2 separate regions of the Homo sapiens genome follow, and region 2 is linked to region 1. Evidence: chromatin contacts called from ENCODE Hi-C or POLR2A ChIA-PET data. All regions are on one chromosome and are shown on one strand. Each heading gives the region's core, a stretch centred on a gene start or an enhancer-like site at or near the end of the contact. The rest is flanking DNA. Distances are from core to core; before and after follow the strand shown. Region 1 overlaps PALM2AKAP2 (PALM2 and AKAP2 fusion). Region 2 overlaps PALM2AKAP2 (PALM2 and AKAP2 fusion).

Evidence for each region. A loop is a pair of places that touch in the nucleus more often than their neighbours do. ChIA-PET counts read pairs that join two places held with the same protein, here RNA polymerase II (POLR2A). Pooled maps may share reads with other maps.
Region 2: a map of endothelial cell of hepatic sinusoid shows a loop between it and region 1 (3-fold over the local background). The contact joins two enhancer-like sites. A Hi-C loop is called at or near these places in 3 of 168 maps with a recorded cell type or tissue (cardiac septum, endothelial cell of hepatic sinusoid and heart left ventricle) and 4 of 50 pooled maps. POLR2A ChIA-PET finds 5 or more read pairs at or near these places in 1 of 52 experiments (PC-9).

Annotation. Positions count from the first base shown.
Region 1 is chr9:109,815,568-109,820,761 of GRCh38, forward strand. The region is part of intron 1 of PALM2AKAP2 (PALM2 and AKAP2 fusion); the gene reads left to right. Among named protein-coding and RNA genes, the nearest start is that of PALM2AKAP2, 38 kb to the left of the region's middle. RefSeq lists an enhancer at 631-1,830. Within about 2 kb of position 1,749, at least 9 of the 41 ENCODE cell types and tissues checked have a DNase peak (open chromatin) inside an H3K27ac peak, as active enhancers do.
Region 2 is chr9:109,864,620-109,869,930 of GRCh38, forward strand. PALM2AKAP2 (PALM2 and AKAP2 fusion) reads left to right here. Exons shown (of 11, transcript NM_007203.5): 2 at 2,872-2,952. Among named protein-coding and RNA genes, the nearest start is that of PALM2AKAP2, 87 kb to the left of the region's middle. Within about 2 kb of position 2,703, at least 2 of the 41 ENCODE cell types and tissues checked have a DNase peak (open chromatin) inside an H3K27ac peak, as active enhancers do.

The DNA.
Region 1 (5,194 bases), core at 499-2,998:
TCCAGGAAGGAGGGAGTGATGCATGGTGCCAAATGCCACTGACAGGCAATGGTACACATTCTAAAAAGTGTCCATTGAACATACCAACTAGAAGGTAACTGGTGGCCCTCACAAGAATGGAAAAGCAGGTTCAGTGAGGTTGTGGAGTGTGGAGTTCAGCTGAGAGGAAGTTGGGGATTAAATGAAGTCTTTGTCTCCCTAAGTGGTGTGGCTGTGAAGGAAAGAAGAGAAGTAAGTCTTAGCTAGAGAGGGCATAGGATTTGCATGGATTGTTTTAAGAAGAGGAAGTCTAAATTCTTAGGTGAAGGAGTTAGGAGAAAATAGTGAAAGAGGTGAAATGCAGGTGAGTGGAGGATAAATGATGGTATGGGGTCCCTGAGAGGTCAGGGCATGATGGAATTCAAGGTACTGGTTATTAGCCTTTTTATGTACAAACAAAAAAGATATTGATGTTCTATTTATGCTAAGTATGGGCTTGTCCTGGGGAGAAAGTATCTTTAACTGAAGCTAGAGAGTTGACAAGGAACATGTACAAAGATCCCTGGACAGTGTTGAGAGCTCAGATAAGGTTGGAGACCACAGATTTGTAGTGTCGTTCTCCTACACTCCAGGGCACCTTATGTAGGTGTTTGATCTTGGGAAATGAGACTGTGCTTAGCTCTCATTTGGGATTTTTGCCAGATACCTGGATGTAGCCAAAGGACGAGGAGGCAAGATTGTTGAGGATATAGGAAGACAGTGCAGTGATTGGAATGGATTGTTCACATGATCTTAGGCGAAAAGACATAAAAATGAAGACAGGAGGGCTATGATGGACTGGGATAAGATAGAGGAAGCTGGAGATTAGAAGATTTGAAAAGACCCAAGAGCAGAGGTGTGAGGACAAGCCAGTGAGAGACAGGGAAAGAGGCGAGGCTGTGGTTGGAGTCTGGGCCGCTGCACCTAAACAGTTCCACATTTAGTGATGAGGCCAGATTTCAGCCCTGAGTGCAGATCGTTGAGGAGAGTGAAGATCAAGGTCATCAGAGTTGAGGTTTTCAGGAAACTGTGGGAATAGGGTTGAATGAGTCATGAACACAAACACTGAAGTCACCCCGGATGATGGTGGGATTTCATATAGCTCCTGTGAGCCAAGGAATGAAGTCATCAGTGGATGTACGGAAGTGACCAGAAGATCAGCTGGGGACAGAGTTAAGGAGAGAGGGAACAAGGGAACAGATGAGACTTTTTCCATGAGGGCAGAGGAGTCATGGTCTGGAAATGACATGAAGGAGAAAGAAAAGTGCCAAACCCACTTCCTGATCCTAATGCCATCTGGCTTAAGAGCCCATATTCATTGAGTCTGAAATGCAACGGACAACTACCAGTTTGTCTGGAGGCGGTACAAATACTCTTCTAATATTTTTTTAAAAACTATAGGATGTAGTCTATTTTCAACTTTATTCAACCAGATTTATTTACCCCTACCGAGTTTTCTAAATCAGTGAATCAGTATTTTAAGGAATAAATCTTAGGCACATAAAATGATAGGAATAAAATATGTATTATAAAGCTTCTTTAATCAATACAAGCTATTCTTATAAGTCTATTGGTTAATGTCTAGATTGCCGTGCCCACTTAAAATGGGAAAACATTCCAGTTGGCACTTTGTGGATGTTGAGTTGCTACTTGGACACAGTTACTGGCCTTTTGGTCTGATCAGAGGCCAATTTTGAGCTAGGAGTTTCCCATGCATATGCATGATGTCCTACTATCTGTGATACATGCTGGGCATCTGAGCCTGCCTGGTATGCTAATGATCAGACCAGGGAAATGCACATCACTGTGAGTCACAAGGGTAGCACGTCTAATCTAAAAAATTCAAACCCCTATAATTAGAGTTCAGATGTCTTCATAGCTCTATTCCTCAGATTTTTTTGATCTGAAAAACAAAAGCAAACAACAAACAATTGTGTAAAAATAGACAGTCTAGGCTTGTGTAAATTTGCAGTGGAAATCTGCCTCTCTGATGAGCCATACAGTGTCTATGGGTTGAAAAACGAAATTCAGAAAGCAAATAGTTGGTCACCTTAGAGCCCAGAGGGATGCTCAGAATTCCCTAACCTCACAGCGGTGACTACTGAAAGTTTCATTCTGTTTTATGACTTGACTTGCAGCGAGGAAGGTAGCACAGCTGTAAACCAGCTGTATTTTATTTACGCTTGGAAACAGGGCCCCTTTGTTCCAAATGTTCCTGGCCCCCTCCCTCAATTTCATGGATTTAGGTTGTTAGTGGAAAAGTAGTTGTTGAAATATCAGTTCACTCTTGGAACCTGCCACTCACCAGGACTTCTGGCAACCAGTGAGCCTTTTTGTGATATGCAGCAAGGTAAAGAAGTCGTTAAGTGGATCTCCCACATGTTCCTCTGTGACTTCATTCATAGAAATGCGCTGATAACTGAGTTACATTAAGCGCAGTCTTCCCAGCTGTCTGAGGACATAAGGGATGTAGCGCCTCCTAGTGGAGGGAATTTCTTAGCATGTGTTCAACCCCGCACATATTTTTGGAATGAGGCAAGGTATTTAAAAATAGTGTACGCTAATGAATGTATTTATTATATCTGGGTAGCAGCGAAACAGAAAAGGTATAAATAAGCCTTTCGAAAAATGTACTTGCTACACAATCTCTTTTTTTTTGACAAGTCAGCCCTTGAATACAAATAATCTTTTAATGGTGAAAAAAATGACTGAATCATAGCATCTTATAAACATAGGAGCTATGGGTATCAATAACATGGAAACTGAAGCTGTGGTTATTTTTGAGTGGAAGAAGAGGGATTAAAATTGGCGTGGGGCACATGGAGAGGCTTCTGGAAGTGGCTAGCAATTTCTATTTATTTTTAACTGGGTGGTGATTACAAAGGTGTTTGCCTTATAAAAATTCATTTAGCTAAACATTGGTTTTATGATGCTTCTGTATCTGTATTGATAAGAAGGTAAAAAACATAAAAACTTTTCATTAAACATACTACCTGCTAAATTTGCTTTTTAAGGAAAAACCTCAAAAATGCTAAGCCATGTATACTTTTTATTTTTAGAGATGGAGTCTCACTGTGTTGCCCAGGCTGAACTCAAACTCCTGGGATTAAGGGTTTCTCTTGAGTAGTTGGGACTACGGGCGTGCCTGGCATGGTTTTGACACTTTATTTCACTGTACTTTCGAAATAAGACTTAGGTACCAGTGAACACCTACATTGACAGGCCTGGTAATATCATTAAAACTTGAGCTTTTATGTTGTCTGTGGCACAGACTCTCTTCTTTCTAGTTCTTCAGAGAACTCCAAATTCAGTATTTCACTTGGAACATCCAGTTGCCATAGAAATGACCATGTAGGTTACAAGTTCATTTTTGTAACCAGTCAAAAGGAGAAACTAAGAATGACACGAAGGCATCTTTCCATTGGAAAAAAATCCTTTGCAGAGTCCCAATTTGAGAAAAAATACATTTTGCTTTAGAAGTGAGAGGCGAACAGATGAATTAGTAATGCTGAAATATTTGACTCCTTCCCCCACAGGTGAAAACTCCTGCAGAGCATCTTATAAGAAAAATTATTTTAGAGCAATATAGGTGATGGCAAATTGACATTGGGTTGTAATATTCTATCCAACATAGTTTAATTCTGAGTTATTCAATCATAACTAAATTTATTCAAGACATAGAATACATTTAAAAATTCATCTTAAAGGAAATTTCACAAAGGCTTTTACATTCGTGTAATCCAGATGAGAAATGAAGATAGGGGGCGAGCAACAAAGTTGAAAGACCCAAATTGATTCCGGAAGGACTTGCCAAGTTTCTATAATGCCTCATTAGCTGCTTATGTGGCAGGGAGACCTGGGAAGAGCAATAACTCTTTTCTAGGTTCTCAGGTTAGGGAATGAGATTTTGACGTGGCCAATATGATCTTATATGTCCATTTATGTCTTTTACCTTATCATTTTCTTTTACCTTATCATGGACAGAGTGGCCCCCCAGAAGCACAGGATGCAAGACAACACACATTTCAGTGGCTGCTCCTTCTGCATACATCATTGAGCTCTGCCAAGGGTTTGAACACACACACACGTAAATAAAGGCCTAATTATGTGTGTGTGTGTATGTGTGTGTGTGTGTGTGTGTGTGTGTGTATTATATGTATTAAGCTCTTTTTCCTTTCTCCATAGCACTGCATATACAAAGATCAGCCACCCTGAGTTGAAATAAACTGTCATGATCTGTTTGGCATTGTGAGATCACCACTCATCATAAAATAAGCTTTTTAAAATGTTAAAATTGAAGTGAGAGCATGAGCACAAAGAAACAAGGACCAGAAGGTGTTTATAATCATGAAAAATTGGGAACAATTCAATAGGAAAACAGGAAAATGGTTAAATATGATATGTTCGGAGTATGGAATATGATGCAGCAGTTACAAGTAGTAAAATAGATCAGTATGTACTGACATGAAGAAAATAGACTTACACATACCTTATGTAAAGGAGGTGAGGAAAAGGAACAATGGTCTTTTCTGTATTATTAGAATTTGAATATCAAAATTGGATTCATATATTACTTATATAATTAAAAAATTAAGTTAGTCAGACTTAGAACTCTTTGAAATCTAATTTTTGAAAGTTAATTTATGCCATCTGGAGGCAAACATGCCAATGTGATTGAAGTTTCAGTGGTAACCTGAATCCTCAGTCTCGTTGCACATTTACTCTGAAGACATTCTCAAAAGAGAATTGGAGAGGAAATCCACCCAGTGTGTCCCCTCATGTATGTCTGTCTGGGATGCTCCAGTGGTGAGATGCCGTCACCTCAGTCCATTGTGTTAGTTTATTGCAATGTTCTAGGGTTCAGTCTCAGCCCCATTCCTGCCAACTGTTAGCTTAAGGCCCTTGGGCAAAGGAGATAAAATTGTTCAGGGCCAACAGATCTCAGAGTTTCTTGGAACCTTAAAAGGAGATGACCCAAACATTTCTTATTCAAGATGCCACCAGCTCCAGTCACTCACAGTGACTTGCCACAGGGGCTGGTGATGTTAGCTGCTTCCTTGGCGTCTGAGTTCTGGCTTGTGAGCAGATCTTATGCCCAATACATCAGAAACTCCATGTCTCCTTCAGTTGTAGTCGTTGGGAGAATCCATGGGTTGACTGGAGCCTAAGGAAAGCA
Region 2 (5,311 bases), core at 1,453-3,952, 50 kb after region 1:
ATAAAGTTTTATTAGAACACAGCCACACTCATTCATTTAAATATTGTCCAGGACTGTTTTTGAACTACAATGGTAGCATTCAGTAGTTGCGACAGAGACTGTATGTCCCACAAAATCTAAAATATTTACTTTTGTTTTATAGGAAAAGTGTATCAGCCCCTATTAATCCACCTTATGTATGAATGCCAGATTAATGTTCCTAAAATGCCATTTCACCATATCATTCTGTAGCTTAGAACCCTGCAATGACATTGCATTGTCCATGCAATAAAATCTAAACTTCATGGCCCTCCATGGTATAGTCCTAGCCAATCTGTTGAGTCATTGATCTCTGTTCCTAAAGGCAAGCCCTACAACCAGTTAGATTTTCCTCCTCATTGTCCCTGGAATATGCAGTGCATTTCTACCCTTGTTCACCTAGTTCCTTTTGCTTGGAATGTATTGCCCATTTGTATCTACCTAAATCCTACTCATTCCTTTTTTTTTTTTTTTTTTTTGAGACAGAGTCTCACTCTGTCGCCCAGGCTGGAGTGCAGTGGTGTGATCTTGGCTCATGGCAACCTCTACCCACTGGGTTCAAGTGATTCTCCTGCCTTAGCCTCCCAAGTATCTGGGATTACAGGCATGTACCACCACACCTGGCCAATTTTTATATTTTTAGTATAGATGGGGTTTCGCCATGTTGGCTAGGCTAGTCTCAAACTCGTGACCTCGGGTGATCCACCCACCTCAGCCTCCCAAAGTGCTGGGATTACAGGTATGAGCCACTGTGTGCCCGGCCCTAAATCCTACCCATTCTTAAAGGACTAACATGAACTCTACATCCTTCATGACCATGTCAGTTACAGTGATCACCAATGAGCCTGCTGCTTGAGCATGTAAAGGTCCACTGCCCATACTGCCTGGTAAGTTTTCTTCTGCTCAGAGAATGGTTCACCAATATGATGATGGGCAACTCTGGAGTGAGGACTTTCTGATGGAACAAAGTCACAGCTGTGGGAAAGCCTGGGAATGGTTTGGAAATGACAAGACATGTAATGAGAACACATGACACTCAATTAATATTTGTGGAAATCTTGAGTCATCAGCCTCTCATATCTATGACATACATCTTGGTTCTGTATTTAAATGTAGGACAACTACATATCTTGATAGCCAGTGGGAATGACTGACAAAGTCCAGTAAGTCTACTCTTGAGAGATTCTAGAATGTAGAGATAGCAGCTGGACCAGGAAGCCCTAGCTTTATCATGTGCCATCTCTGAGATGGTGGATGTGGGCTGTTCCCACTGTGCCTCACTTTTCCCATCCACTGTCATATATTTTATGGTCTTGCACACACTCTGGGATTAAGTAACATCAATTATGCACCATTGATTGGAGTTCTTTGGTAAATGGTACTACATTCCTAAAATATTCATGTGTCTTACTTTGTCAGGGAGATTATATCCGTGACTTAGATATCATATTCTAGTGGCTTAAGATTATGAGCTAATATTTTGTAAGGTCTGGGCATTGCACAGAAAACCTTGGTTGTAATACACATTATTATTACATTGATTTGAATAGCAATGGTACAATCATAGCCCCGGAAACATAGCGACTACATAAAATAAAAGCTTCCGTTAACACTGAGCACAGCAGCCAGGCTTCCGCATTGTTGTTGTCCCTAGGATTTGGCTGTTGTATTGTCAAATGCCATTATGTCTTATCTAATAAGTTTCTCCCTGCATATGTGAGTAAACGAAAATGCTCCAGTATAGTAAATGTCTCAGCAAACCACTCCTGTACGCTTTGGAAACAGAACATTAACAAGGAAACTATCATGAGAGCAGACCTTTCTGTTCTCATGAATCACATTCATATGATGTTTATTGTCCACATTGGAGAAGTATAGAGAAGAAAAATATGAAGGGTACACTCTAATGGAAAGGTTATAGTGGAAATGCAAGGAAAATATATCCCTTTACAACCAGCTTCTAGGCATTACCTAGAAGTAAAATTATGACAATAAGACTAACAGCAAATAACATTGAGCACTTACTCTGTGCCAGGTATTGTTCTAGGCCTTTTACGTTACATCATCTTATTTAATCCACTCCACAACTAAGTGGTTTGGATGCAGTTATTATCTCCACTTTATGTACGAGAAGACCAAGACCCAGGGAGGTAGAAGAACTTGTCAGAAGTCAGACAGGTAGTGAGTGGTAGGGCTGGGAGTTGGACCCGGACAGACAGATTCCAGATTTCATATTTATCGTAACCTCAGCTGCCCCACCCACATGAAATGCTACCCCAAGGCTAGTGGCAGCAAATATAACCCATTTCATTTGCATTGTTTGGTATGTCCAACTGGGTGATTTGTCCTACAAAATTTGAAACAACGTCTGCTTATTTATGTCTGTGATTTTGATCAAATAAATCTCACCCAGAATTTCCCACTGTCTTATTCTATGGTATTTGCAGTTTGTAAGAACCTCTGTCTTTTGGATTGAGACGTTTTTATTCTTTGTGTCCAAATTAACACTGCACAGAACATGGTTCTCTGTGTGTGTGTGTGTGTGTGTGTGTGTGTGTGTGTGTGTGTCTGTGTGTGTGTGTAGAAACCGTCTTTTCTTTTGGATTAAATTCTTGCAGCCTGGCTGAGTGAGGAGAATTTCTCCCACTCTTCGAGCCTACAGCAGACATGTTAGGAGAATGCTGCTGCTTGCAACACACCCAGAGACGGTGGGGCAGGTGACACTGCGTGTGTGCCCGGTGTCTCTGGAAGTGTCTATACAGATGTGTGCTGCTGCTGCTGCTGCTTTCTGCCTTAAAATTTCTGGAGCCAACACCCACCCACTCTTACAGCCTCTGTCTCTTTATTTTCAAGGAAAAAAGAAAGAGGCAGACTGAAATAGAAGGCAAGCGACAACAGCTTGACGAGCAGATACTTCTGCTGCAGCATTCCAAGGTAAGCAGCTGATCCCAGGAACCTATTCCATTATTAGACATGCAGATCACACTCCGGAGAGCTGGGCAGTGCCTGCCCTGCCGTGAAGGCGCTGCCGCCAACCAAACCAGCCTTTTTCATTCAATCAGGAAACCATCTCTTGGCTTTTCTTGTGAATTTCTCAAATTCAGGGCATTATTACAGCATTCCAATTTCTGCAAGCATAAGATTACAGTGTGCATGTGGACAGGGTGGAGGGTTTGTGCGTGTGAAGTGTGGTGGCTATATATAGAAATTGGATGAGAATACTTCACAGGGTGGGTGAGGCAGCATTTCAGGATTGTTTCTCCCATGCATAGGTGCTGGGTGTGTTTGCTCAGAGACCCCAAAAGATATATTTCACGGAACGTTCTTTTTATTCACTTAAAAATATTAGTATTTCCTTTCTTGATATGGAGAAAAGGGAGATTAAACGATGTGATCTGATAAAAGAACAACACTGTGTATTTCAGATTATTCATTTATTTTATTTGTACTTTAACAATTTTGAAAGTGTTCTGTGAGAGCAAGCAGTTGGTCAAAGATGGCTTTGAAATGATTTGACTCAGACGGGTCTCCATGGTACCATCTAAAAAGAGAGAGAGAGAGAGACAGCACACAAGAGCTGTTTATTTTTTCTTTAAAACATGATGCACTTAAGCATCGTAATTGATTACAGCTCAGGAGAAAGCTCTGTCACTGTCACAAGGACCCCACTGGTTGCAGAATGTTGCTTTTCACATGTTCAGAGAATAATGTGACCACATTCCAATGGCCAGCCGGGAGTTGTTGCTTGCCTTTGACTGCTCCTGGGCTTTTTGGCAGGAAAACCTTCTCCTGCTTACCTCATGTTGCTGTGACATTGCCTGCACAGAGCTGCATTGCTCAGAGGACTGGGTGGGAAGGTGGTGCTGACTTTCGGGGTGATGCTCGGTATGAATTATCTAGATTTTTTTCAACAAGATAAACCTTTATGGCTACTTTTCCTGTCCTTTTCTAGAAAACAGGATTGTGCTAAATGAATACCCAAAATGAGAACCATCAGCAAGCGAGTTACTGATTGAAAATAGCAGCATGACCTATATCTGCTTAGCATGTTTATCAGTTTTTGCCATTTACCTTAACCAGAGAAATGTGCTTAAAAGGAAGAAAAGCAGCATGATACTAAGGATATTGCCTGTTTCTCTCTGTTCATCATATAAATTCATTGACAGATCTTTCTTTGTAGGAGCTTGCTCTGTATCCCCGGTGCTGTTGCTCTTTCCCCACAACATTCCTGAGGGAGGATGGAGGGCTAAAATTAGTATCCTCTTCTCACAGAGAGGGGGCCTTAAAAACACCTAATAGAACTGAGTGAATTGTTCAAGGTCAATCTGCACAGAGCTAGGTCTCTGGCTCAGAGTACAGTCCATTCAGTACGGTGCTTGTAAGAGACCAACATGTACTAAAACCTCAGTGAATTTCTGGTTAAAGGTGAACTTTTAAATAAGAGGACCGAATGAAAAAAGAGAGGCTGCTTTGGGCTAGACAGCCTCACTTTAAGCTCAACGTAGTTCTTTGCTTTTGTATTCCCTGAATCCAGTCAGGGAATAAACATATGTCAAAACATCAAGGGATTTTTTTTCTTTGGTCTCCCTTCTCATGATCCTGGGTGCCAAATAAGATACCAAGGGCTCATTTATTGCTGATGTCCAGTGCAGTATTAGTATATTCTGTTCATATTACATCTATTCATTTTTTTATTTGTTTGTTTGTTTGAGATGGAGTCTCGCTCTGTCGCTCAGGCTGGAGTTCAGTGGCATGATTTCAGCTCACTGCAAGCTCCGCCTCCCAGGTTCACGCCATTCTCCTGCCTCAGCCTCCTGAGTAGCTGGGACTACAAATGCCCGCCACCACGCCCAGCTAATTTTTTTTTTTTTTTGGTATTTTTAGTAGAGATGGGGTTTCACCATGTTAGCCAGGATAGTCTCGATCTCCTGACATTGTGATCCACCCGCCTTGGCCTCCCAAAGTGCTGGGATTGCATATTCATTTTTCGTCTATGCATCCATTCATCCATCTTTCCATCCATCCATCCATCCATCCAATCAACAGAAACAACAGTAGAAATTAACTTGGTCTTGTATGCGGAAGCAGTGAGGTTTTTCTCAAGGACTTGGAAACAAGGGAATCAGCTAGTTCTTTATGGCTATCTTGGTAAAATTCTCACACAGTTGATGAGATTGGCTATCTGAAGGAACACCCAACACTCGCACCATGGCAACCTTGCTATTGCAGGGCAGGAGGTGGGTGAGGTGGGGAGGACTGGAGGTGATGGTAACTTACTAAGTGGAGGTGAGTG